Linked DNA regions of Homo sapiens: all the other regions are linked to region 3. The links are chromatin loops, found by intact Hi-C in ENCODE. Cell type or tissue: mammary epithelial cell. All regions are shown on one strand. Region 1 overlaps MIR31HG (MIR31 host gene). Region 2 has its middle 57 kb from the start of MIR31HG. Region 3 has its middle 120 kb from the start of MTAP.

The links. Peaks named below come from ENCODE experiments on the same cell type or tissue, not always from the same donor. Only the 100,000 strongest peaks of a DNase experiment are listed, where the experiment ranks them.
Region 1: a loop joins it to region 3, with 3 times the contacts of the local background. A loop is called at or near these places in 3 of 110 quality-filtered maps.
Region 2: it touches region 3 in a loop (6-fold over the local background); 5 of 110 quality-filtered maps call a loop at or near these places.

Annotation. Positions count from the first base shown.
Region 1 is chr9:21,501,620-21,509,619 of GRCh38, forward strand. All of the region lies in intron 1 of MIR31HG (MIR31 host gene), which reads right to left. Among named protein-coding and RNA genes, the nearest start is that of MIR31, 6.6 kb to the right of the region's middle. RefSeq lists an enhancer at 3,223-3,758. In mammary epithelial cell, no CTCF peak of the experiment used is centred here; DNase peaks (open chromatin) are centred at 4,002 and 5,422; H3K27ac peaks cover 732 bases.
Region 2 is chr9:21,612,969-21,620,968 of GRCh38, forward strand. No RefSeq gene overlaps it. Among named protein-coding and RNA genes, the nearest start is that of MIR31HG, 57 kb to the left of the region's middle. In mammary epithelial cell, no CTCF peak of the experiment used is centred here; a DNase peak (open chromatin) is centred at 3,303; H3K27ac peaks cover 1,899 bases.
Region 3 is chr9:21,680,137-21,688,136 of GRCh38, forward strand. No RefSeq gene overlaps it. Among named protein-coding and RNA genes, the nearest start is that of MTAP, 120 kb to the right of the region's middle. RefSeq lists an enhancer at 4,349-5,548. In mammary epithelial cell, no CTCF peak of the experiment used is centred here; DNase peaks (open chromatin) are centred at 1,595, 2,995 and 4,895; H3K27ac peaks cover 7,944 bases.

The DNA.
Region 1 (8,000 bases), 180 kb before region 3:
CATATGTGCATGGTACAGGATAAGTGTGGTAGGAAGCCAAGGGCATTAAAAGAGAGGCAATAGGTACAGAGCATTTTATAATTTGTTGAGATATAAATACAGACACAAGCACTTTCTTAAAATAAAAAAGCAGTGATACATTTTCTGAAAGTCTAAAAAATTTTACATTAGACTTTACAATAGATTAATTTGTCATTTTGTTTAATTATCAGGAGGTAAATCACTAAGATCATTGGTTCTCAGATTTAATGGAACAAATATTTTGCAAGTTGAAGCTAGGTGCTTTACTGCTAAAATTAAATAAAAGCAGGCATTTTCCAATTCATACACAAGTTAATGGATACAGCTTTCTAAATTATAAGCATTTTTTTCTCATAAATTTGTCTTAAGCCATTAGTGCAGGCAATTGTTTATCTTGTCTTCTCAAGGTGGTATCTGATTTGCCTATAATATACAATTAAGGTTGTCATAGCAATACTTCATCGTGTTCTGTTAAAAGCACCATGACTCCTAGATGTTCTTTCCCTTAAAGAAGTTACAAGACAATAGACTAATACTATTGATCTATTGGCAGATGGGTAATTTCAAGCTGTGAAATAAAGAGAAAGACCAGGCATGCTTCCCCTGGGCCTCAAACAGAAATGAGGACACTGGATGTGGTCCGTGGAAATGTAGGGCATTGCATGCAAGGCAATGTGGATGTCGTTGGCTGTCTTTTCAAAGGATGACGTTCTAGTGAGTGATACACAATTAACTTCGAGACTTTTCGGGAAGTCAGTGCTGTCATTAGTTGTGCCTTATGTGTCTCCAAAAAGAAACTTGATTTTTACCTACTTGCTTTGCCTTTGAAACCTAGATTGTAAGGGTTTGAAATGATCATAAATTCTATTCACTTAATAAAAATTCTGTCAGTCATTTTAACAAATATTTACTGAGTGCCTACCAATGATAGCACTGAAACCTAGATATTCCACATTTGATTCCTTAGAGATTGGTTTTAATGTTTCATTATATCGTTTTTCTTGGCTTTCCTGAGAAGAACAAGAAGTTGCTAGTTTTTAGACTCAACTGTAATTTTGCCATGTCCTAACAGCTGCAGAAAAAAACACACATACCAAAACATATTAACAAAGAATTACAAATATTAGCTAAAGGCAAGAGAAATGCCATGGAAGACTTTGCATTATCAGCATGCTGCTTGATTACTACTTTTAAAAACAGTCCATTAATGTTTAAAAAATTAAAGAAGACTAGGATAAAGGAATGCTAAACTGATTCTGGGTACAGCCATAAAAGGCTGTTTTCAGGAGCACATGAAGACAAGCAAAAGATGAGATTAAATTAGAAATGGGATATTCATGCTATAGGTATAAAATGATTTACTGAGATATTTGGTATTACATAACTTAGGAATGAAATCAAAGTTGAAAAATCTTGGAAATTTCACAGACTATTAGACTGGATGACTTTAATCTAGAGAAATCCTTTTTATTTTCATGGCTTCTCTAACTTCTTCACTCAGCAAATCACTGAACATAAAATCCATTTGTGGTGTGTCAAAAGAACTTGACCTAAAGTTGAGCGCAAAGTGAAGAGACTCAGCCTCACATCTTCTCCAGAGTTCATCTAAAATTATTGGAAGCAATAAAATAAGAGATAGTAAAAGAGAGGGCAAACACGAAATGTTGGGAATTTACATGGGCTCTATTTAGAAAAGGTGAGGAAGAATAAAGAAAAAGAATCTTTAAAATTTAAGACTTTTTCGAATGTTAGCAATCCTAAATCTTGTTAAGTGTGTGGCTTGAAGGACAAGGCACATTATGAAAAAGAGAGAATCAATAATTGGGGTCATAATTTTTTAAATCAATACAACTATTTTAGTGTTTGTGGAAGTTCTGTTAAGATATGAGAGTAGGAAAATAATTCAAATTTTTTAAGTGTACTTAGATATATAAATACTTCTATCCAGTGATGGCATTTGGTGAGTGTAGGCAGAAAAGGCTCACATCCCTTATGAAGAGGAACTACCCCATTCATAATTCCTATGACTGAGCCAGCCACGTTGTGTAGCAGGCTGGAGGTGGTTGGACCAGAGGTGGTATATATGACCAAAGGGCTGCCTATGCGAGAAACCTATAATGAGGACTGGTCCAAAAGGAGAACTGGGCCCATCAGTTTCTCTCTTGGGAACTGTAACTGGGACAGGTAAAGACTGCTACAATTAACGGTGGGAGGTGAAGCTGAAAGGTCATGAAGTAGAGACAGATGATGGTACCCATACAATTCTCTCTAAGACAAGTCTATGGTAAGAGAAAAACGAGTAAAAAAAAGATAAAGTGAAAAAGACTCTCAGAGGGGAGCAGGGAAGCATTGAGCATAGTCATAAAGAAAATGACAGGTGAGGAAAAGAGCATACCCTTAAAGCTGCTTTGGTTCCTGACATCATCTGGTCCCAGGCCTTACAAATTCTTACACTGGACCCCTTCTCCTCAAGGTAGCCAGGGCAAGCATCTGATCCATAAAATAGAGCTAACCAGAATAGCTTATATAATAAAGCACTGCTGGAAAGCCTGAGCAGAGAAATATGTCCTCATTTATTGAAAGCAACTGCAGCATTGTGTGTGTGTGTGTGCGTGTGTGTCTGTGTGTGTGTGTGTTTACACCTTAAAAGCTGACTCCTTGGAAGTACTTTGTATATGAAACAGAACAAATGATAATTGCTATGACAGATATTCAACAAATGTGTTATATGTGCAAGGTTTTGTACTAGATACTGTGAAGATAAAAATATACAGAGAAGACATGCACTCTATCTTCAAACAATACTTAGAGGAGGATCTCTTTTTTCTCCCTCACAACCACGAATAAGCTGAAGAATAAATTCTGCCCTTTAAACACGGCAGGTGCACAATGATGTTTTACAGAAACAAATGCTTTATATGATTGAATCACATACAATGCTTTTGGGACACATAGGAAAAAAACAATTTTATTTAAGAGGATCAGGGAAGATTTCATCAAAGAAATGTAATCTTCACTGGGCATTATGGGATGGGCAGTTCTTCAGTAAAAAGAGAAACATGGAAAAATACACAAAATGGCATGACGATGTAAATGTGTGTTAGATTTTTAGAACAGTCTGCTTTGGTTAGGGCACAGGTACCTGGGAGATGCAAGAGGAAAAATGGTTTGGTGCAAATTTGTGGAGCACATTAATTATAAGGCTAAGGAGTTATGACTTTATTAAGTAAAAAAGCAAGACACTAAGATCATCAAATGTATGTTTTAGGAGGATAACTCTAGCAGACATGGAAAACAGGTTCAGATTGGGAGAAAGGCAGGAAATAGAGGCTGGGAGATGAATTAGAAGATTTTAAGCTGGCTGCTTGTGAGCTGGGTATGAACAAAGGCAATGGCAGCAGTAATGGGAAGCAGTGACTACCTGAGAGACACTGCAGAGATGTAGTCAACAGGATTTGACACATGATTAGATGGGGGGAGGAGGTGTGAGAGTAGGTGAGAAAAAAAATGAAAGGTAACATTCAGGTTCCCAATGTGAATGCTTGGCAAAGCTTTTAACCAAGATAAGACAAGAAGCCATTTAGATTGCAGTAGGATTCTGGTTTTCTAAGGATTGAGTTTGTGGTACAAATGGCACAGCCATTTGGGGGGATTTAAAAAGCAGCTAGAAAATGCAAAACTGCAGTAAAGCAGAGAAGTCTGGACTAAAAATGTTAGGTAGCACATCTTCAGTGTGTGTAAGAGCTGAAAACCAAATGGTAGATACAGATGCCCTAGGAAGAAAGAGAAATCAAGATTTAAAAGATTGGAAAACTATTGAAAATCTGCTTTAAGAGGAAGGGTGAATTCAGTGACTAGTCAGAGAGAAGACTGAGAAGACAGTTGTTAGAAATGTGATGAATAAGAGTAGTGCCATGAACATCAAAAAGGGAGCCTTGAGGGAACTAATGGTCAACAATGCGAGTGACTACTGGGTTCGCTGATGATTCAGTCATGAACACCTCACCTTTGGAAGCAGCAGTTCCAATCTAATTATGAGAACAGAGGATAGATTGTAACGGGTCATGAAGAAACAGATGCAATAAATATTAGCTCTTTTTGCTAGAAGTTAGGGCACAAAGAGAATATGATGGATGGGCCAGTAACAAAGAGGAGTGACAGCATCCAGGGAAGTTTAATTTTTAGATACACGAGAGGGCAGAAGTGAATAAACCTGTGGAGAGAATGTGAATATCCAAGAAAAAAGTTTTGTTTCATGAGACAGTGACATTAAATCCTTCAATGGCCCCTCATCTAACTTATGATATTACTTGTACTTTTCATAAGGCTTAGGAGACCTGTGTTGGGCCCCGTCCGTGTATTGCGCACCCCATTTCCTCTTTTCACCGCTATTCTCAACACTCCAGACATGTCAGTTGTTGATGTGCCAAGATTTCTAGCTTCACAGCTCTCACATATGCTGTCTGGGATACTCTTCCCCTGCCCCGCGACCCCCCCTTTTTTTTTTTTTTTTTTTTTGCCTGAACTTAAATAATATTTCTTCCTTAAAGTGGTTTTCCTTTACCACTTCCTGTCTAAATTAGGTGTCTTTGTTATGTTTCCATACACAAACAAGAAAGTCCTTCGCCATAATAATCAAACTTGCAATGGTTATCTTTTTTCTTAGACTGCAAGTCATAGAAAGGTACGGACTATGTATGGTACATGGGAGGTGCTGAATAAATACTGAATGATGAATAAATAACTGAAAAAATCTAGGTCATGGCACAGGAAGTCAGGAAAAGGCTTTCTGTGCTTCTAATAAAACTGCTAGAACTTTTATATTCAATTCAGGTAATGATGCAGAGAAGAGTTATCTAATTCAAAATAATTATAAGCACCATGTAATAACTTTGAATGTGTTACATTTAGGGAAATATGCATCTATAGACTCTAATATTTCAATTTTAATATATGGGCTTTCTCTTATTATTGGATTTGTGACCTTACCGCCAATTATATTTGCTTCCTTTGTTTTTTTTACCTCTTTTTCATTCTCAAGTACCGATTGTTTTTTCAAGTACACTAGACCTGGATCTCCTTCCCAAGATAACCTCTGTCTCTCCAAGATCCTGCAATAGCTCAACACAATTTTTTATGACAAGTCTCCAAAGTCCAATATTTGAGTTTCTTATACACGTTTTACAAATCAGGAAAGGTTTGCAAGAAGAAAGGCAGGTGAGAAAACACAGGCAGGGATCATTCTGGGTCACACAAATTCCATGAATGCTCTTCTATAAAAACTTTCAATGGCCAAGTAATTAACTTGGAATCAGCAAGTCAAATCACTCATTTTTTTGCAAAGTTCAGCAATTAGATAGAACATATTTCCAAAGAATGCAAACCACGAAGGTGGCTTGCTTCCAAGTAACTACATCATTTTCCTGTAATGCCATCCCAGTTGGTTTCCTCATGCATGCTTGATGATTCTCCTCACTATGCATCTTTTTGGACTTCCAGATTTTGACTCCTAAACTTATCAAATTAACTTTATTGACAGAAAGGGTTTCTGCTTTTGTTGGATACATGTAGATTATGTGCCTGCTCAGACAGTGTAAACTGCCACTCTTTGGTAATCTTATCTTCAAATAAGGACACACACCTGCCCTGATACTTACTCAAATACTTACTCAGATTGACTAATGAACTTATAATGAACTTTCTTATCATTTACCAACTGGGCTTTGCTCTCAAGGACATAAAAACTATGATCTTTACATCTGGGACATATCAGTAATTCTTAACAGTAAAAATATATGACCATGTATGCAGTTCATGGGCAAAGTCCATTAACACTCACTTAAAACTAATATTTTCTTCATCCAAGAGTAATAACTAAACATACTTCTTAAACTGAACCATGCATTCAAGAAACCTTAGGTAACATCTAACGTGTTATCTATAAAGTCTCCCCCAGCTACGCGACAGGAGGATCTTGCTTACCCACATTCCAATTAGATTTCCCAAAGTTTGGCTACTTGAGCAGCACTTTCACAATTTTTGTCATATTCCTTGACTATAAATGCCTTAACATTTTATTTAAATTAATTTTAAAAATATTAAAACAAATTTACTTTTAAAAGGAGATGCTGTGTATTTTTCTAATGTATATTAATATACAAAACATTATATAGAAATAAGAACATCATGTAGGTTTCAGTGAAAACTAAAAGTACTTTGGTTTTAATGCTTTGGTTTTGTTTGTTTTACAAGACAGGGTCTTGCTATGTTACTCAGGCTGGCCTTAATTCCTGGGATGCAGCCATCCTCCCACCTCAGCCTCCCAAGTAGCTGGGATTATAGGTGCATGCCACTGTTCCTCGCTTTAATATGGTTTTGAGACAAGTATTGATTCAGTAGGAAATCCATTCTAGTGGATCCAGCCAGTCTGCCCTACCTTTCTGCTTCTGCATTCCTAGATGAGATACCTGAAAGGGGATGGACTCAACAACACAAATCTCCTATCAGTCTAGCTGCTACAAATACAATGGTAAACGATTAAAATCCTACAAATTAAAACAGTATAGCCAGGCTTAGAATAAAATATTTTAATTTTTTAAAAATTTTAATCATTTCAAAAGCAAACTTTTGTAGGAGTGAAAGGAAAAACGGAGGGTTGAAAAGAATTTATAAGCCATATCTTAGAACTTTTATTTGTACAGCTTCTTACCATTCTCAAAGCAGTTTTATATACCTTACCTGATTTGAGTCTCATAATAAGCCAATAACATAAAAAGCAAGTATATGAGTCATAGAATAATTATCATTTTATTTCTAGGCTTTTAGATAGAGTAAGAGAAGCAGGACCTTTCCTCAAGATAAAACTAAAATACCACGTTTCTTCTGTTTTTGACTGGAATTATTTAGCAAATAAGTGCTTCAGGTTGGATGAGAACAAAGGTTATCTGCCTTCTATCCAGAACTCTGCTTTTTTTCTCACATTTAAGTTAGACAAAAACAACATAAAACAATAAAACACTGAAATAAATTTAAATACAATTACTAAAAAAACCCAACTTTTTTTATAAATTGTCTTCCAATTTGCTTACATAGTTTTCACAGCTGTATTTTGCTTTTCCCTCTTTTCTAATACACCATATAATCTCTTCTACTATTACCCCCAATTTACAAATAAGAAAACAGATTAAACGATCTGCCCCAACTCATGTACATGGTTACAAAATGGCAGAAATGGGACTAGGACCCAGATCTTTGTGCATTTCATTCTGACACTCCTACTACTACACTACACTACCTCATAAAGGAAAAGACATCTCAAATTTTTTAAAATCTGCAAAAATAAGAAATAGCTCAAGATATGATCCTTTAGTTTACAGAAAGACTTATCACAGTAAGAGTCCTAAAAATCTTGAAAATTCCTTCTGCATAATTCGACCTAGTCTGTAGCCGAAAAGAGCTCATATATCATTTACAATTTGACAAAAATCCTAGAGAAAGAATATTTAGAGGTAAAGGATTTGGGTCAGTATCAAGGCAATCAGAAAAGAAAAGAAAACATCTTGAAAATTATAATATGAGCCAATGGAGAAAAAAAGCATTGAAGTTAAAAACTCTGTGGAAGCGTATCACCATCACCCCATACATGGTGCAGTGAGTGCTCCTGTGAATAGTTATAAGGCTGTTTATGTAAGGCTCAGTGTAAGAAGGACAATTACAAAGCCTTTTTCCAGTTTTTCATAAGCACAGATACAGTCGGAAAGCAGGCTGCATTTAAGACCACGACCAAGTTCTATACTGGGAATTGTATAAGACTTAGGACAGTATATATATACACACACACACATATATATATTCTAGAGAATATGTATACATATATATATACATATTCTTGAGATGGAGTCTCGCTCTGTCACCCACGCTAGAGTACAGTGGCGTGATCTCAGCTCACCGCAACCTCCACCTCACTGGCTCAAGCAATT
Region 2 (8,000 bases), 67 kb before region 3:
GAATGAAGCCTTAGAGACTACCTGGTACTATCTGTCACTTTACAGAAAGAAAATGGGTAGCTCCTAATTGAGTAACTCCAGGTCATTCCCCTCATTAGAAGTAGAGGCAGAGAAGCAGGATCCCTCATTCTGCACCTTCCATTAAGCCAAACTGACTTTTCTTTTCTTTTTTTTTTTTTTTTTTTGAGACAGAGTCTGGCTCTGTCACCCAGGCTGGAGTGCAGTGGCGCAACCTCAGCTTACTGCAACATCCGCCTCAGGAGTTCAAGTGATTCTCCTGCCTCAGCCTCCAGAGTAGCTGGGATTACAGGCGCCCACCACCACGCTTGGCTAATTTTTGTGTTTTTAGTAGAGAGGCGGTTTCGTCATGCTGCCAGGCCTGTCTCAAACTCCTGACTTCAAGTGATTTGCCCCCTCGGCTTCCCAAAGTGCTGGGATTTCAGGTGTGAACCACTGCTCCCAGCCCCACACTGTCTTTTAGGGCTCCTTTTCAATCTAGGATGTCACAATCCTGAGCAAACTCTATCAGGACCATAAGTGTTGAAAGAAATAAAACATTCTTGAGTTTTTAACATTGTAAAGACTAGTGTAGATGGCATAAATGTTCATTGAGACCTTAAGTTCAATCAGGTATAGTTATGCTTTGATATTAATGTCCATATATTTGTCTCCTGCCAAAATAATTATTTTATAGTTATAGCAATTTAAGAAAGTTTCAATGCAATGTAAATAGACATTTAAAATATGTAGAGAGCACTCTGATTCCCAAATTCATTATGAATGACACATGAACAGTGTAAGGGAAGCTTAATTTCACCTTTTTTTCTTATTTAAGAACTCACACAAATTTCATTACAAATAGAAAAGTCAATATTAAGTTGAATTTTCCATACAAGTAGATTTGTAATGGAAAAAGGAGATAGGCGCAACAAACTAACTCCGTATGAAATTTAGAAGGTTGGTTGGAAAAGCCCGTGGCTAATTTTCAGGAGAGGATCAATTCCATTCTGATTTTAGTGAATGATGTGTAATTATCCTTTTCCTTAGATTTCAATTGAAAATTTCTTTTCTTCTTTAGTTCTTAAATCTGCCTTTAGTTATTTGACACAGTACATTTGAAGTAAACATGTAAAGTATACTCAGGGATAAAAAATATAAATTATTTTCCCCATCATAATTCTGTGAATTTGTGTTCATAGATCTGCATAAATTACATACCTTTCTGAAATTTTCTGATGCAATTTAAAAAACAACCTTCTTTTGAGATACTTCTTTTTCTGATTGTTTCTTATCCAATTTTCATTTTTTCTAATTTTTCCAATGATAGGATTCTTTCATATACATTTTTTTCTTTGTAGACACAGGGTTTTGCTTTGTCATCCTGGACAAAGTGTCATCTTGGAGTGTAGTGGCACAATTATAGCTCACTGCAGCCTCGAACTCCTGGGCTCAAGTGATCCTCCCATCTCAGCCTCTAGAATATATGTAACTACAGGTGCTGGCCACCACACCTGGCTTAATTTTTCCAATGACATCAGAGAAGAGAGAGGAAAAACAGGAAGTGAAACAGACAGACAGACTTGGGAATATACGTAAAGGTTATTGTTTTTGTTGGTTTGTTTGTTTGTCATCAGTGTTAACATCAAAATTGATAAGCCATATCGACAGCATATACCCTTTATGTGACTAGAATAGTGCTCTACCTCTGTGGTCTTTTTTCCAAAAGCACATAATCCCCACCTAATCACAAGAAAACCATCAGCCAAATCTCAGTGAAAGAAGTTCTACAAAATGCCTGACCATAATCCTCAAAACTGCCAAGGTCATTGAAAATTAAGAAAGTCAGGGAAACAGGAGCCTATGGAAAGATGACTATTAAATGTAATGTGGTATCCTGGATGGGAATCTGGAACAGAACAAGAATACCAGGAAAAAAATGAGAACAACTTGATAAAATGTGGACTTTAGTTAATAAAAATTATCAACATTGGTTCATGAATTGTGACAAATTATCTCACATTACCATACTAATGTAAGATCTTAACAATAGGGGAAATTGGATGTGAGTATATGGGAACTCTCTGAGCTATCTTTCAATAATTCTGTTAATCTGAAACTGCTCCAAAATGTACAGTTTATTTTCTATAAGAAGCATATTAGCATCCCTGTATAGAGGAAGAGGAGGGGGAGGGCATTCTAGCAGAAGTTACAGCCTATGCAAAGGCATCCACGATATCACCTAGCCCATGGCTCCTCCCCTTCCATTTTACCTTTGAAGGAATCTAGACCCAGAGTCCTCAATATTCTATTCCTTAGCTCCCCCTATTCCAATGCAAATGGAATCAGTGAAAGAACAATGGAGTTGGGAGATGGAAATCTGGGTTTCAGTTCTGTTTCTCCCACTTCCTAACCATAAGACCTTGAGCAAAGTGCTTATAGTCTTTAAACAGGTTTTTGTTTTGTTTTGTTTTGCTTTTTATAGAACTAACAACTCCTGCTTAATTAGTGAGACTGTTGCAAGGATCAAAAGAGAAAACAGATGTGAAAAAACAAGTGAAAGCTGTGATTATTTTCATTTCCCACATCCTGATTGCTCTATCAATCCCCCTCCCACTCAAACCCCAGTGACAACTTTTAGTTACACTCGTTGGCTCTGCAGGCTCTGGGAAGGAAAGCTTATCTTAAGTTCCCAGACTAAAGGCCCATGTGCCAGGTAGTTGGCTGTTTCTTTGTTGATTAGCCTCAGAGTGATGCTGCAATGGGTAAAATGGTAGCAGGAGCAATGAGGAATAATGAGTTTCATCCTAGGCGTCACTTGTTCGCACCCGCTAGCCTAGGAGATGATTATACTAGAGGGATTTGATGCAAGCATAGGTCAGAAAAACAGAGTTCAAAACACACACACCATCTTTTGCTGCATCAGTTAGTATCTCTATATTTCAGTTTTCTCATCCAAAAAATGTGGATTATATTTTCTACTCTACATACTTCCCATAATACCCTAAATTTATTATAGAAAATACCACATATTAAAATTATCCCCTCACCAGTGTCTCTAAAATAAGATTACAATTTCCCTCATATCATAAAGCAGTTCTTGTTTATAGTTATATACTCAGTATTTGGTATATATTAGATGTTAAACAAATGACTGGTAAATTTAAAATTGGAAATTCTATGTGTCAGATTTCATATCCATGACTAACTCCATTACCTCATATAACCTTTGGAATCACTCGGGGGTGGAGGTAGTGGGGTGAATTAATATGCTCATTTTACAACTCAGGTTCTGAGAAGTGACCAAGTACAGGCTTCCACCCCAGGCCCTGGCTCTTGCAAATCTGAATACCCACGTCTGGAATGCTCTGCTCCCAGACGTCATAGCAGTTCACTCTCTCACCTCTTACAAGTTTTTACAGAAATGTCACTTTCTCCTTGAGGGCTTCTCTAACCAGTCTATGTAAAATTTCAAATCTTATTCTTACCCACAACTCCCTCTTTCAAAGCCTGCTTTATTTTTGTCTATAGCAATTATTATACTCTGATTTCCTAATAGCCTACTTTTAAATTTTGTTTACGATCTGCCTTCCCACTTCCCCTTTACATACACAGAGTCAGAATGTAACCATCATCAGGCCAGGAATTTTTTCCTGTTTTGTTTACAGATGAATCCCCAGGACTTAGAAGAGTGCCTGGCACATTGAATGAATGAATACATGCATGCATGAGTGAATGAATGGGCGTCGAGACCTGGGCTCTATGTTATATTCAGTTCTATCATTTTATATCAAGAGGGTTCTGCACAGTAAATAAGAGATTTTTAAATAAAGTGATCTCATATCTTTGTTGGGTTTTGTTGATATGATTGTTTTATTTATTTTATTTTTATTTTTATTTTTTTTGAGACAGAGTCTCGCTTTGTCACCCAGGCTGGAGTGCAGTGGCGCGATCTCAGCTCACTGCAAGCAAGCTCCGCCTCCCGGGTTCAGCCATTCTCCTGCTTCAGCCTCCCCAGTAGCTGGGACTACAGGCGCCTGCCACCACGCCCGGCTAATTTTTTTGTATTTTCAGTAGAGACGGAGTTTCACTGTGTTAGCCAGGATGGTCTCGATCTCCTGACCTTGTGATCCGCCCGCCTCGGCCTCCCAAAGTGCTAGGATTACAGGAGTGAGCCACCACTCCCGGCCTGTTTTATTTATCTTTTTAATGACACTTAGATTCGTTTGTTAGAGATTAGGAGTACTACTTGGAATTCAAGAAGCTCTTGTAGCCCCTGAATAAAATTTTATCTGTCGAAGCTAAGTCATGGAGAAGGAATTAAAACAGAACCAGAGAAGTTTCTTTATTACATCTTTAAAGAACCACTTGCTTACAAAATTCCATTTATGCTAAGAAAACACACACAGGTACACACACATACACACAGGATGAGAATGATGGGGGCGGAATAATTTTAAATCTCAAAAGATTAATGACAGGGAAGTGGGACCTGAAGTTTCGAAGGATGATTAAAAAAAGAATTATTTTCTACACAGGTATTTCTTCTTTTGACTGTATTAGCTAAAGAATTTTATTTATTTACTTTTGTTCTTTTTTTTTTTTTTTGCAATTTTGTTACATGCATAGATTGCATGTTGGTCAAGCCAGGCTTTTTAGGGTATTCAGCACCTGAATAACATACATTGTACCCATTAACTAATTTCTTATTCTGAACACTCAACTTGTGTTTGGTATTCTAAAATAAAAATAAGTAAGCCTTGGAGAACCAAATAAATTGTTAGCTATAAAAGTATCCTTATGAAATAATTTATGTTCCTTTTTAATGACTTTTCACTCTAATATTTCTTAGAAGTGCTCTTGTAAATGTCTAATGTATCCACAGGCTGTCGTCTTATTGGTCAAGGCAAAGTAACGACTTTGCCTATTTTACGCTTGTCTGTAGTACTTCAAAATTACCTTTTCATATCCATGAACTTGAGTCAATTCTGGAGGATTTTAAAGAATTTGGTGCATTTAAATATACCATTCAATTAAATTGCTTGAGTTTTTGTTTGTGTATCTATGTTCCTGAAGGTGATTCTATTTAAATTATTAAATTGCTGTAACAAATTTTTTAAAACTTATACAAAAGTGCTTTAGGATTACAGGTGGCTCACTGCTGTAATCCTAGCACTTTGGGAGGCCGAGGCGGGCGGATCACGAGGTCAGGAGATCGAGACTAATTTTCTTTAAATTCTAACTTTATTCACACGAGTCTTTCAAGTGCAGACTGGGAATGATTGAAGAAAAGCTTAGTGCATAGGCCAGTTGTTCTCATTTTAAGAATCACACAGGAATCCTGTAAAAATGGAGATTCTTTCTGAAGCCATATTAGACTATAAGCTCCGCAAGAGTAAGGATTTGTCGTTTTGTTCACTGCAGTATCCTCAGCACCTACAGTACCTGGAACATAACAGGTACTCAATAAATAATAGTGAATAAATGAATGAAAATCTAGTATGAAGACATCATGGGAACTTGCACCTTTAAAATTCCCTTTAGTGCTTCTGTTGTAGGGGGTCCTCCTGACCCAATCACAACTGAGAAACTTTATATTTTCTAATTATTCATCACTGTACAGATGTCATCACTATAGTGGGATTCTTTGCTACTTAATAGTTGTACTACTTTCTTGACTTTTCATTCCAAACATTTTTATTGCTAGATATAATATAGAGATAACTTAAATGTCAGCTTAGAAAACTATTATAAAGCAAAAAGCTGTGTAACCATTATCCAGGTCAAGAAATAGAAAGTTGCCACTTTCTAGAATCCCCACCTTGTGACCCCTCCCTTCATAATACCCTCTTTTTCTCTTAAGAGAATCACAACCATGACTTTGCTGATACTCGAATTCTTGCTTTTCTTTACTCTTTTCTCATCTAAACATACATCCCTAAGTACAATAGTTTAGTTTTGTTCATATATAAGTGGAATCATACAGTTTATATTTTTGTGTCTGACTTTTTTTACTCAATGTATGTAAGAGCAATTCATCTAGGTTGCTGTGAATGTCTGTGTTTATTAATTTTTTGCTGTTTGTAGTTCCAGTGTACAGAAGAGTTAATCCAAATGACCTTATCATCATTACTACAAGGGGAAGTCAGATTGAGTTTCCTTACCTTTTCATCAGCAAGGGAGAATATAAATATAAATATAGGTGATTTAGATATATAGATACCATACAAGCATGGTATATATACATCTGTACTTTAAGAGAGCATACCCGGTAAAGAAGTTGCATATATCAAGTAACAATTTCATCAGTTTGTGTTAATCGAAGTATATAAACCTGCTACTCAGAGCCTCCAAGTGAATTGAGTTGATAAAGGCTCTCTGCCTCTTACACTTCGGGTCACAGAGCCCAGGGAGAGTGTAGAGCCTAATGAAGAGTGTGGGCTTTAGAGTCAGGCTATCTGGGCTGGATCACTGTCTCTTTCATTACCATCTGTGTGCCCCAGGGCTACTTACTTACTCTTCATGAATCTTGGTTTTCTTGTGTATAAAGGAGGGATTTTAATAATAGTTACTTCATAGGATTGTTGCAGTAATTAAAAAAAGATAGTGTCTGAGCAGCACTTGATTAATATTGGGTACTCACCATGTGATAGGCCTGTCTCTAAAGACTTCTAACAGCCTTATGTGTAATTATTTCATTTAATTCTCCCTTAACTGAGAGATCCACAAAGGAAATGTTGGAAATGCAAATATATGAAAGACCAATACAACATGACGTCTGGATTTCTAAGATGCAATACATTTTATTCTAATTCTTCTGTGCATTTAAAAATAGCACAGAATAACCCCTAAAAGTGAGTTCTAAAAGGTATTTAAAGGAATACTTGTGAGGAATGCTATTTTTTAATGTCTTTATTTTTAATGAACAATGACTCATTTCATAAATAAAATTGTCTCTTTCTCTAGTTGTTTCCTCTGAACAAAGAAGGCTTATGTTATAAAGCAGAATTATGCTAGATTAAGAGCTTCTTTACCTTTTTCTGGAAAACTATATGTTGTAAGTCTGGAGGAATATATTAATGAGGAAATGAACCTCAAATGAGAGCTATGATAATATGAAAAAGATTTTAGTTATAATAATGATTGTTAACACTGATTAGTTGCTCATGTTTGTATAGTAACACTAAGCACTGAAGTAAGTACATGTGATGAGACGAGGTTTTGAGATAGTAATTTTTGTTTTCCTCTGTATGTCTCTCTTTTCTTTCACCTGATTTAATTAGAAAGTCAAAGCAGAAGGAGAAATGTGGGTCAGGGGAGTGAAGGGTCTCAGCAATAACCAGTGTGATCCCACATCCCCTCCCTCCTTCCCAAACAACTGGCTATTGTCTGAGAGTCTGGAACTGTGCTATCCAATACGTTAGCCATGAGCCACATGTGCTATTGAGCACAAGAAATGTGACTAGTCTGAATTGCAATGTGCTAAGAATGTAAAATACATACCAGCCTTCAATGACTTCATACAAAACAATTAATGTAAAACACGTCATTAATTTTTGATATTGATTATATGCTTAATTGATCATATTTAAATATATTGAGTTAAATAAAATATATCATCAAAATTAAATTCATGTGTTTTTTCTAAGTTTTTGAAATGTGTCTTCTAGAAAATTTAAAGTTACATATACAACTCACCTTATATATCTATTAAGAACAGTGGTCTAGAACTTGGAACAACCCTGAGAGTAGAGGGGCAATCTACAAAGGGCTGAGGTTAATTTACAAAACAGCCAGGTGGAGTGGGAGGTCTAAAAACAAATTAAATTGAGTTATTAAAATAAATATCTACCTCTGACATGCCTCAGTTTTGGGGCTGATATTTATAACTGTTGCACACAGCTGATCTTATTTAATTTTACCATAACGCTAAGAAAATATTATCTCTATTTTGAAGTTGAAGAAACCAAAACTTGGTTTAGTTAGTGCACTAAACCAAAATC
Region 3 (8,000 bases):
TATACTTCTTTGCAGCAAAAATATAAAAGAAATATAATTTTTTAATTTCCTAACAGGTTGTAAATGTTAAAAAATATTTCTTCTGTAATATTACAAGTATTAGTAGTAAGCATGTATTAATAATGTATCAAAATACATTCTATTATTGAATCATTTAATATAACTAATTAAAATATTAAAATATTGATAAGTATACATTAAATCTAAAAGAACAAAATTATCTCTTAACGGGTTTTGGTTTTTCCCTCATAGATCTGTATCTGAATGCTACTTATTGCTAGAATAAGTTAGAGTTTGATATTACTTCTATTCTTGTCATTTTAACTGAGGTAAACGCTAAAACAAACAAACAAAACCTTTATTTATGAATGAGAATGAAAACACTTTTTAATTACAGTTATGACGTTTAATTCTTGGACCTTTATACAACTTTTGTGCCAAAAATTACTGTCAATGCAAAAGTATTTTTAAAGATCTATCAGCGAAAAATTTGTTTAGCCCTTCTTCATTTTAGCAGAAGGCAAAGAATTAGAGCCCCCCTGTGATTTGTTACCCAGACATGAAACTCTCCCTCTTCCACGCCTACACCAGCTGAAGTGTTTTTCCCTCCAAGACAATGCTTCATATTAAGATTCCAGGTGGAGGAAAAGCATGGCTTCTTTGTAACTACAGACCGTTTTTTAGGAAAGAATTCACAGGATACGTGTGGCTGTGAAAACATCCTTAACATTATCCATGCCCTTAGAAAGTCTTTGTGAACCTCCATATAAGTACTTTTGTTGAGGACCACTGTCTTGCATCTGTGGCACTTGGTGACCTAAGAAGTATTAAAGAAAAAATAAATAGGAAGATGGGCTGTTTTCACTGCATGCCTACTGATGGTTTTTCTGTAACAGTTTGTGATTATTTCTTAAAACCTGACAAATAGATAAGAAACACAAGTCAGTGTGCTACACCAAGAAAGGCCTGGATTTAAGAATCCGAAAGCATGGTTTCAACTATTAGCTATATTCCTAATTGGCCTCTGGAAAACTTCACTACATTTCTCTGGGCCTCAGTTTTCTCATTTGAAGCCTGGGACAGTGTTTCCGAAAGCTAACTGAGATGATTTTAAGTGGTGTATGTCCAAACTTGACTTGATACACATTTCTTTTATTATTTATCAGGAAAAAATAGTCAATCTACTAAGTCCATGATCCTTGAATATAGTTTTTTAGAAGGTATCTAAAGGATATTTTAGTTTTTTAAAAAAATAATCTATTTAGAAAAAATATTAAATAACTAGATATGTTAAAATTCATGTGTAGGAATTAATGAAGTTTGTGAAAAACTAGAAGACTTACAATTTCCATGGTTCTGTCAAGATCTAGCATTATATAATTCTATAAAAAACATTTGGAAGGAAAAAAAAGAAAGGGAGAAAACAAGGAAGGAAGAGGGAGAGGAAGGGAGAAAGGACTTTAAGAAGGCTATGTATTTCTAGGTAGACTTGTAAAACCTCATAGTCATGGATGGCAAATAGCATCCCACGCAAGAAAGTTCAAAAGGCAAGTTCAGGCAAATTATTCATTTAAGCATTAATGAATAGATGTTTTAAAGGCAGAATACCAATTATGCGAATCAGCCTTTCTTAACTCTCTGAGCTTGAGCTAAAAATCTTCACGATGTCTATATAGCCAAGTGATGAGGAAATCTGAGTAATTACCCAGGAAAGGCAAGCAAATAAAACTTAACCACAAGGCTCAGAGGACTGAGTTACATGCCTACATAGGCTGTCTTTACTGATAGAATTATTCAGGTAATCTAATAACCCCCTTATCACATGGCCTATGTTGCCACAGCCAATTCCTAATGCCAGACTTTTAGTCAGGATAGCTTACGGAGAATAAATGTTCTGCAAATAGTGTAGGTTTTTCCAGGTTAGTAAAGAAATTCAACTTTTCAAAAAGGTTATCCACTACTCAGAGACAAAGAATAGACTGAATTAATGAGTATTCGTATAAGCAATTTCCTAAGCCTTATAGATTTAGAATATGTGTAAATGCATCCAGCTAGCAATATTAGGATATTTTTAGCTTCATTTTTTTAGTAATATATTAAGAGCAAACTCCAGCTTTCCTTCTTGTTCCTTCTTGTGTCCTAATCCTTAAGATCAATAAAACGAAAGTTGTTCAGTCAAATAAAAATATTTAGTGTGTACATGCACAGAGGCACACACACACATACATACACACATGAACACAGGTACACATAAACACCACCAAACAAAATTTATGTTAGAATTGCTTCAATTAAAGAATAAATCAATCCAAGAAGCGTATGAGAAACATTATCTCAGCTATGCCCTAAGCTAATTCCTTTTTTGTCCTCTTGTCTTATATTCTAACAAAGGAAAGTCACTCTATTTGGCCTAGTCTACAGTGTTTCTCAGGCTCTAAGTGCCTTTTCTCCAAATAACCATAGTAACTCTATATTTGTTGTTTTACTAAGCATTTTTCCACCCATTTTCTGTATTAAATATAACAGCCTTATGGGATAGGAACACCTAAAGAAGAACCGGACAGTTTCTCTGAGCATTTCCTTTTGCTAGAAAAGTTTAGAATAATAAGAAAGCAACACTAATAACAGCTGCCATTTATTAAACACTTATTACTACTGAGGAGTTTTTAAGCACAAAAATATTTCTTATTCCTCACAACATTGAAAAGAGATATTACTTTATTTTATAGATCAGTAAGATGCTCTGAGGTTGACATTCTCAGGGTTATACACACAGTAGTGGCAGAATTGGGGACTGAACCTAAATTGATATTTTCGTGAAACCAGAAGGACTTTCTTCTATTTCACCCCACTCCCTTACTAATGGTTCTCACTTAATGTTTGTTGAGTGAAACCTAATACTCAGACATGCTCTTTTCAAATGAGCTCAATAGCAGATGTCTGTTCAAATCCCTTAGGTAATTAGAAGTAGAAATGGTTGGAAATTTCCCAATTGACTATGAGTAATAGTGAGGCCATCTGGGTAATATATAAACCCATTCACACCAATTCTTCTCCAAATGCCCCAGAAGCATTATTACTTAGCAGAGCAGGCCAAAGAAGGTTAACCGGCTGCTTTAAAGGAAAGGTGGGGAAAGAGGAGCTTTGCTCTAACATGGTCAGGTCATTCTACTGCCAGTACCATCCTGGAAGGGTCTGGTTTCAACAGGTGTCAGTCCAGGGACTATTACAAAGAAGGAAACGGAAAAATAGGGCAGCACACACTTTTTAAAAAGTCTTTCCTTATTTATTCGTAAGTTGAAAGGAGAGAGTGATGGCAGAATGTGAGTGTAGTATATTAAGATATGAAATACAACAGCTGAATGAGTAGAGTGTTTTCACTGTTCTGGTAAGAATGAAATACATGGGTATATTCAAACTAAATGCTCTTATATATGCATTTCAAACTGGTATTGCTCAATATAAAGATATATGATGAAATGATAAAATTCATGCCAATAATTTAAATTAAAATCTTCTTTATTTAGAACATTAAATAGCAAATAAAACACCATAAGAAGCTGAAGAGGGTCTGTCAAAGGAAGACCACCAATCTACCACCAGGAGTCGATTTCAGTTCCCCTAAATATCCAAGCATGAGGGAATGCTGGCAATGTGAACGTTCAATGGTAAAGTATCTGAGGATTTTGCAGATGCAGGTTGTCAAACTCATCATTAATGGAAGTAATCAAGAGCTCTAAGCATCCTTTTTCTTTTCCATAAGTTCCAGGGTGCATGTGCATACATTCTAAATGCTGGTCTGTTAAACCGATGTGCAAATTTTCAAGGACTATGCCAAAAGATAATAGCAGCAAGCCCACATTCAAATGCTGGAGAAAAGGAATGGGCTCATGACAATGAGCAAGTTAGATAATGCTTACAAATCACACTCGGGAGGCATTTTCTTCATGTTCACAGAATCTGTAAAATCCCTTTGCAGCAGAGTATGGCATGTTTTATTTTTTTCTTTTTCCAAGTTAGGTAACAAGTTTAGAATATATCTAAAATTTATTGGATACTAATTGTGTCCTAGGGTCTCTGTTTAGAACATTTATTTGCACTGTCTTATTTAATCCTTACAACAAGCTTATGAGGAAAATTTCATTATTACTCTATGTATTACATGAGGAAGCTGAAGATTAAGGAAGTCAACCGTCAATAGCCATGTAGCTATTAAGTGGGCCTCTGAGATTCTAGAACAGATCAATCTGACTCCAGACTCCTTTACCACACACTGCATTATTTGATAAGAACGTAAGGGAGTTGCCCAGAGCATCTAATCTCAAACCTATCTCTATTAATTCCAAAGTCCTTTATTTTTCCATGCCCACATTCTCCTCTATATTGAATCTTGTAGTGGATTTTATTAAATGAAGTGTGGATTTTCCCTCTCTAAGAATGTCTACAGTGAAGTTATTTACCACAAGATGGTTTTCATCCAGACAGAGGTATATCTAACACGAATAAATATTTTCTGAGCATTTACCATCTGCCCCACACTACAGTAACACTGTCGAGTTCACTGAAATGAACCTGATGGCTTCTGTGATTCCAGGCAGCAACATGTTTCTCTAAATCCAATGAAAATAGGAACTTATAACATCTTCAGCTTACATATTTACTGTTAACACGAAGGGGGAAATAAAATGATTTCATTTCCCTTTCGCTGTTTGAGGAGCAGTAAAGCCCAGCTTCTTGACTTTGAGTCATACACCTTGAATGGTAGGTTGGGCAAACTGGTGGTCACCTTCAGGTCCCAACCTGTAGAGCAACCCACCTTGGAAAGCCTCATCATTCAGGGAGGTAAGTGTGCCAGGCTCCACAAACCTGGACTTGCTGGTGAAAAGTCTCTCCAGCCAAGAACAGCACAGCCAGGAAAGGGTAGTGGGAGGTAGAAAGCAAGCTCAGAGCTGGCAAGTGGACAGAATGAGTCACCTCTTTGATGTGGAGTGGTTATTCCAAACACAGCAAAGGTGAGCAAGCATTTCCTTCCTCTGACTACCCTAACTACAGCGGCAACAGCCCCTTAATGTAGGAAACTGAGTCACAGGCTAGGAAGGTTTCAGAGATGCAGGAGGAAAATTGCTAGACTATACTGTAATACCAATCTTACTAAGATAAATTTAGTGTCAGCCTGGTAAAATATCATTCTGCCTTATTTGCATAAACTAATTTTCCCTTGTTTCCACAACCTTTCCTCATTGCTCCCTATTCTTAGTAGGGATGCCAGTTAAGAAATGTACACATAGAGCAAGACCTTTCAGCAGAATTAACTCTTTAAAGGAATCAGTGAATGTGAGTGAAAAGAAGACTGGGATTGTCTTATTAAGAGAATGAAAACGCCGTAAAAAAAAAAAGGTTGTTAAACCCACTGGTGGTTCTGGGAGTGGCTGGTTCTTTCATAAGAACAGTTTGGTATACTGGGTCATGCTAGAATTCGCCTGCCTCAGCCTAAATGGATTGAGTCCATTTGCAGAAAACAGAGGAAAAGTACGCTGTTTCCACTGGTTTCAACTTGGAGCAGGATTGTCTGTTGGTGTCTCAGCATGGGGCCTTCTTCACTCTCCCTGGAAGCAAGGCCCAGAAACATAAAGGCTATGTTTTCTAGACTCCTTGTAAGTAGTGCTCTGATTTAGGGTCTTCTAACGAGAGACACTTGCACGAGAAGGTGGAAGAGAAGGCACTGTTATTGCTCTGGAGTTAGTGAGCAGGTACAGGGTCACTGGCAGATAGCAGATCTGAGGTTTTGCCAGTGACTTTTGGGGGTCTGCCTGAAAATCACCTACTTAGGTGCTTCAGACAACTGAGACAGGTGATGAAGGTCCCCTGCAACTCCTGCCTTACCTGATTTCCTGAATACTTGTGGCAGTTTCCCTGATTTTCTTGTCTTACAATGTTTTGTAAACCCTAAATTAAATTTCCTGATTGAATAGCTAAAGAGGTTTCTGTTTTAGACTAAACCCTACTTGTCACATACTTCGAAGGGGCAAAGAATATATCCAAATAATTCACCTTTCATAAATTATTAAGAATCTATTTTTATGTAAGAATTCATCTTTTTCAAACGTTTATATTTTCATTATGTACCAATTCTTGTGGCAATGACTTACAAAATTTACTATGGAGTCATGAAATGTATTTCATGCTTCTCATGACATCTGTTGTATATTAACATATGTTCATCTATCCTATGTCCTTGAAGAGTGCTATATGTTTGGTCTGTTCTTATGTCAGAGAACACAAAAATACACACACCCACAACCTGAATTTTAGTTTGTAAATTTAGTGGCTTTGTCTGAAGCTTTTCTGAGCAAAGAGTAGAAGGAGAGAGAGAAATGACCTGAATTCTTAAGAATAGCATCCAAAATTTTGACTCATATAGGCCAGAGTAAAGGGGAAAGGTGAGTCTTTCAGAGAAAACATAATCTTCGTGAATTAACTTTTTTCCTTCACAAAGATCAGGCTTAATCTTTGCTCCCTCTTGCCTCTCTCATATTTATTTTCATTTCCCAATCAGCAAAGGAAATATGCTTAATTTTAGACTTAACCTGAAGCTCAACATTGTGGGTAAGGGGACTTGTTCTGAGCAGTTTAAATTCTAAGGCCTCATGATTATTGAATAAACACTGAATGAAAATAGAGCGACTAAAATATCATGAGATTAATAAGTTTGACATGATTGTGTACGCTTTAGTTTGCTTATGTAGGACATTATAACTGAAAGAAATGCTCTGCAATTTTGTGGATGATGTCATTTGATTATTTGACTTTCCTAGAAAGGAATAATTTAGATGTTCACTGCCCAAACTATATCATCTCTCTTTCCTTCAGGGTGTGCTATAAGATTTTCAGTGTAAATAAGATGTCAAAAATTGGAAGCCCAAACCACAGAACAAAGATGGCTTGCAGATTCATCTATGTATTCAGTCCTTCATTTAAAAAATCATTAATGAAGTTTCTACTATATGCCAGCCTCTGTTCTAGGCACTGGGGACATAGCCATGAGCAAAATAAACTAAAATCTCTGTCTTCGAGTAGTTTACATTCTATTGTTGGAAGAGATAGAAAACAAATCCAATAAATAAAATTCATAATATTAGAGGAAGACAAGTGTTTTTGAACAAAATCAAGTTGGGAGGAAGTGTGGGGAGAGGATACGATTTCAAATAGGGTGGTCAAGGAAGGTCTCACTGAGGTGAAGACATTTAATAAAAGACATGAAGGAGATGAAGGAATGAGCTATGTGGCTATGTAGGGAAAGGGTGCTCCTGATGAGGAAAGTGCTGGTGCAGTGGCCTTGAGACAGGAGAGTGCACTGCACAGCTCAGGAACAGCTGGGTCAATGTGGTGGTGACAGAGGGAGTGAGAGATTGGTAGGAGGCTTGTAGGAAGGAGGTTAGAGAAGTAGCAAACACCTGTTTGTAGCCATTATGAAGACTTGGGAAATGTGTTCTGCTAATCCAAACACAGTTTAAAAGTAATGTATTTTATAACATCTGATTTCTGATACCCCTAAGATTTGGCATTACTACATTGTACATTACCACATTATGACAACAAAGCTGAGCAGTAGTTGCCCCTTGATATGGTTTCAGGGCTTTCCAGTACTTCTTTTTTTTTTTTTTAAGACAAGATCACACTCTGTCACTCAGACTGGAGTGCAATGGCACAATCTCAGCTCACTACAACCTCCGCCTCTCAGGCTCAAGCCATCCTCCCTTCTCAGCCTCTTGAGTACCTGGGACTACAGGTGCATGTCACTACACCTGGCTAATTTTCGTATTTTCCATAGAGATAGGGTTTCACCATGTTGCCCAGGCTGGTTTTGAACTCCTGGGCTCAAGCAATTTGCCGGGCTCAAGCGATTTGCCTGCCTCAGCCTCTCAAAGTGCTGGGATTACAGGCATGAGCCACCGTGCCCGGCCTCCAGTGCTTCCTATTTCCGATATTCTCACACTTGG